2 separate regions of the Homo sapiens genome follow, and region 2 is linked to region 1. A link is an interaction called in ENCODE POLR2A ChIA-PET data of the cell type or tissue named here. Cell type or tissue: CD4-positive, alpha-beta T cell. All regions are shown on one strand.

Region 1 (2,500 bases):
CTGCAGCCAGCCCTGTGGGGTGGCCGCGAGCCACTGCACTACCTGCTCCCCATACAGCTCCCCCTTTTACATACGGACGGCTGACATGGTGCCCAATGGGGGTGGAGGCGAGAGGCTCTCCTTTGCTCCCACATACTACAAAGAGGGGGGACCCCCATCCCTCAAATTGGCAGCACCCCAGAGTTACCCGGTGACCTGGCCAGGCTCTGGGCGTGAGGCCTTCACCAATCCAAGGGCTATTAGTACAGACGTGTAAATCCTTCCACCCCGACCCGCACACACACCCACACTGCTGCCCTGGCGGGGGCCATGGGGGTGATGAATGACCCTCCAACAGCCCCACATGGGTTGTTTCTGTTTCTTTGGCTTTTCTCGCTCCGCAGTGGAGGGTTTACTAGGATTTAAGCTTTTGAGTGCATTGAGAACCAAGACAGGGCCTGGCTCCAACTCTGTGGGCCAGAGGTGGGGGACTGCTAGGTCGAGTCTGCAGCTTCGCCAGTTTCTTGGTTGGGACACTCCTCTGGCAGCCCCAGCACCACCACAACCCCTTGCAGTGTGCCCCAGTCCCCTGGATTCGCTGGACTGCAAAAAGGAGCACCAGGGAAAGCTCAGCAAAGGCTCAGGAGGCCTCCCGGGTCCTCGGGAGATGAAGCATCCGTGCCTAGGAAAAGGGGACAGAGGGCAAGGAGAGAAGTGAGAGCTACAATTCCAGCATTGGAGAAGCGAGGGGCGGGGCGTCAACGGCACTGCTTCAGGACGCGCTTGCTGAAACGACTCCAACAGCTAGTTCACAGCCCAGCTTTGTACGTTGGTTACCATAGCTACTGCTGTCACTGTAGCTGCTCCCGTAGGGTCGTTGATTCCTGAACGTATCACATCTCACCTGCCCCCTTCCTCGTGGGACGTGTCAAGTTGACTTTAAAGCCTAAGGTGGCTTGTGGGGACTGCACCAGAAAGTGTCTAACCTTGTGTTCCCCGAAATCCTTTCTCTGACTTAGGAACCAGCGCCCCCTGCTGGAGAAGTTTTTTCATTTTGTTAGCCGACTTCTGGTAGCTTAGCAAAGAGACCAGCTGACTGTCTCTCGGCCCAGCCCACCACGCCGAGTAGCTTGTGTGGATGCAGTCCTGTGAGGGTGTGCATAACCGTTCCCAGGTGTACGCACGCGCGCGCGCGCGCACAGACACACACACACACACACACACACACACACACACACAGTAACCACGGGTAGGCACCAGGGGCTTTGTACATTCAGGAGCTGCAGAGAGGAAAGGTCTCCCATGTACCAGAGAAGGAAAAGTCTGATCCCGAAACAGCTTGAACGAAAGGTGGTTAACACGTGACCAATCCCCATGGCAGACAGCGGGCTGGTGAACAGGAAGAGCACAGAATCTCTGTGGGGCGATGCTGCAGCGGCTGAAACCACGTCAAGTCCCCCAGAGCCCGGCATTCTATGTAAGCATCCACCTGTGACGCCGTGGAGCAGGATCTTCATTCATCTCACCAGAGCAACAGCCCAGTCCTGAGGATGGGAGGGACGTGACTTAGCCTTGGGATTCCACGCTCGCCGCCCTCCCTTGGCCGCCCTACTCCCCAGTTTCCTGGCGATGAGCCATTTATTGTGTCTCACACCAGCCTCATTTCCAACTCCGACTTCCTACTTAGAATGTGGCAGTGGCTTTGTGAGTGAGAATCCTGATGAGTTTTCCAGTGGCCTCTGCAGAAGCTGGCCCCCTTCTAAGGGCATAGCTAACCCCCTTCCCACTCCTGAGTCACTGAATTCGAGGAGGGTGGGGCAGGGAAAGGGCTGGCCCCCCTGCTGAAATCTTGATTCTGCATTTGAGGAAGGTCAGGGTGCCGCTGGGGGAGCAGGGAGCGGGGAGGGAGGAAGAGGGGAATGCACATCTTTTGCGCCACTATTAAGGCACCTGTCACCTTACATCTCAATCTGGAATCAAAGTGCCCTGGGTTGAGAAGCAGACCTGGGCTCTGGTCACACTTTGGTCACTCATTAGCTCTAGGACCAGTCACTAATCTCTGAGACTCCATTTTCTCCAGGGAAACGAGGCTTGCCCAGATAGACTAACAACCCTTTAGTGCTCCAAGAAGTGAGAATTTCCGAAAAAGATCTGCCGGCCCAGAGCACTCCCTCTTGCCCTAATCCTGGCAGGGTCTGGATGTATTTACCCAACTCTGATCTTGCGTGCAGGGATGCTTGCTGATGGATGAAAGACCACAATAAAACAAGATTAGCAGCAAAACAATTTTAATTGTCAGTGAAAAGCAAACATGTTTGTCAGACTCTCCTGTGGAGTCATTTCAAATGGTAACTCTTCTCTTGTACCAGGAAGCAGCTGTAGGTGGGGTAATGGGATCTGTCTCCTGGTGCAGAGGGGCAGCTTATGGCGGCAGCAGCTTCAACAAGCCCGTCCCACGGCCAGCCCTAACTGGGCCAAGTGCAAGCTCCTGATGAGCTGCTGGGCCTGGCAGCGTTCCCCA
Region 2 (2,500 bases), 110 kb before region 1:
CTCCCAAAGTGCTGGGATTACAGGCGTGAGCCACTGCACCTGGCCACATTTCTCTTTTTTATAAAACCCCCAACCTTCTCTTTGTTCTTCAGACATACCAAAGACCGCCCTGTATGCCATGAATTGCAATTCTTTCTTCCCAAATGAAAGTGACAGCCACTGTGACATATCCAAGGGTTTTATCCCTCAGACATGCGAGCATGGGCATAAGAAGCTGAGAACTCCTATGTTAGAAAGTAATTTTATTTTTAATAAGTGAAATAGAGTAGCAATAGGTTACTGTAACTCATCTGAATTTGATTATCCACTATGTAAGTTCTATATTCTTTTATCTCCCATAGTGGTATTTTCCTACCAAATATTGTAAAAAATGTAATGTGGGCCATATCATGAACAATACTTGAATTGTGATGGCTTTTTTCCCCTCTCACAATACTGGCCAAACGGATGGCAACGTGGGGAGAGTCGAAACAACCTTCCCAACAGTGAAGCCGGTGGCAACTCTTCTTTTGTTTGTTCATGCCATGACATTGATTGGGCAAGATAAACTGATATCATTGGAACCTTTGTGAAATCTTAACAAAACTGAATTTGCTGTTGTCTTTGAAATGAGTCTTTAGGAGTGTCAGGGTGTCATAAGGAGTGTTTGGTGTCATAAGGGCATTGGCCGAGGGTTAGTTGGTAATACTGCCCGGATAGCTGAGCTTTCAGCAGCAGCTGCTAAAACGGAGAGCCAGGGCAAAGTAGTGTGTGAAAACCTCATTCGAGTTTTCAACTTGGAGATGATAAGCCCAGGATTTCTCTACCTGAATTACTCCTCAGAGTAGACTTGGTGAGGGGACTACTTCACCAAAGCTGGATTTTTAAAAAATTGTTTTGTTCTAAAGTCAAATTAATTATTCTTTAGAGGGTTTTGCTTTTTCCTTGCTGCTAGGTGGCGCTCTAGGACAGGAGTTCTGTTGCCAGGCCAGCTGCTAAAAATCCTTCCCTTGTGTGTTTCATCGCAGGTTTTAGAGTTAAAAATGGAGCTAAGAGCTAACTTCATCCAACCCCTCTTTTTACTTGGAAGAAAAAAAAAAACAAGTTAAGTGACCTAGAACATGAATTCATTGGAAATAGGTTCTTAATGTGTGATCTTCCCACAGATTAAAATTTCCCTTTCTAATTTTACCCTCCAGGAAATGGCCACAGAGCACTCCCTTTTTACAGAACTTAAACTTTAATACTGTATAGTTATCTATTCTTTGAAGGTGGTGGGGAAACACCAACAACCCCTAATCTCTTTCAGAAGCTACAAGTACTGATTCTATCTTGCTGCATTGAAAAAGTTTTAAGAAAAAAAAATCACTTTGCCATCTTTATTTTGGCCTTTCCATGCAGATGTGTTTTCACCTCCTTTATAAATTACTGCTATAGGAAAAAATAGAAAATTTTTACAATTTTGGCACATTTTTTAGTCTTTAAAATGATTTTTTTAATTCCAGGGCATTAAGTTTTGTGTTTGTCTGCCTTTCTGGGGGAAGGTTCTTGGCTTGCTCAGATTCTCAAAAATGATTAAGAATGCCTGCAGGAGGCCGGGCGCAGTGGCTCATGCCTGTAATCCCAGCATTTTGGGAGGCCGAGGTGGGCAGATCACCTGAGGTTGGGAGTTCAAGACCAGCCTGACCAACCTGGAGAAACCCCATCTCTACTAAAAATACAAAATTAGCCAGGTGTGGAGGTGCATGCCTGTAATCCCAGGTACTCGGGAGGCTGAGGCAGGAGAACCACTTCAACCTGGGAGGCAGAGGTTGTGGTGAGCCGAGATCGCGCCATTGCACTCCAGCATGGGCAACAAGAGTGAAACTCCATCTCAAAAAACAAAAACAAGAATGCCTGTAGGAATTCTGCATCCTGTAATATGACTATTTGCTCACCAGATTCTCGGTGAGATGGAAAACTGATTAACCCTTGTGACTTCACTCTCAAATGAAGACAAGCAAATTCTGTGGTCAGAGCCTGGTTTTAACTCACATCAGGAGTCAGCTCTAATAACCATCACTTACAGAGGACTTTACAAATTGCAAAACAGCAGAGGCTGCTGCCAACTAAAGTTTAAATCACATTAACACAAGGATAGTATATAAGACAAGGGAGTAGTTTGATAAGTTCTACACCTCTGTTGGCTTCTAGGAAGCAAAACGTTTACAAAGAAGATAGACCAGCATTCACAAGAGAACTGATCGGATAATAAGAGTTTTATGGAGTTCATATGTGCCACAAGCTGTTTATTCTGTGTGCTTTTATATAGATTACATCATGTAATCCTTGCAACAGCACCATGGGGTAGGTGGTGTTATTACTCCCATTTTACAGATAAGGAAATCAAGGCACAGAAATGCATTTTGCCAACATCATGTCAGAAATTAATATTGTATTACAATAATCTTAATATCCAATTACTAAATGCTCATTATATGCCAAAACTTTTACATATTTAATATTTACAGCATCCTTGTTA

Evidence for each region. Peaks named below come from ENCODE experiments on the same cell type or tissue, not always from the same donor. Only the 100,000 strongest peaks of a DNase experiment are listed, where the experiment ranks them.
Region 2: POLR2A ChIA-PET joins it to region 1 with 18 read pairs; 26 of 35 experiments call an interaction of 5 or more read pairs at or near these places.

What each region holds. Positions count from the first base shown.
Region 1 is chr1:179,813,934-179,816,433 of GRCh38, forward strand. It overlaps FAM163A (family with sequence similarity 163 member A), which reads left to right. Exons shown (of 5, transcript NM_173509.3): 5 at 1-2,265. The coding sequence ends at 256. LOC105371634 (a long non-coding RNA gene) reads right to left here. Exons shown (of 5, transcript XR_007066756.1): 4 at 966-2,500; 5 at 362-661. Among named protein-coding and RNA genes, the nearest start is that of MIR12116, 11 kb to the left of the region's middle. In CD4-positive, alpha-beta T cell, CTCF peaks have their summits at 996 (motif pointing left) and 1,196; a DNase peak (open chromatin) is centred at 1,058; H3K4me3 peaks cover 1,501 bases; H3K27ac peaks cover 253 bases.
Region 2 is chr1:179,705,593-179,708,092 of GRCh38, forward strand. The region is part of intron 2 of LOC105371635 (a long non-coding RNA gene); the gene reads right to left. Among named protein-coding and RNA genes, the nearest start is that of FAM163A, 36 kb to the right of the region's middle. In CD4-positive, alpha-beta T cell, a CTCF peak has its summit at 942; a DNase peak (open chromatin) is centred at 949.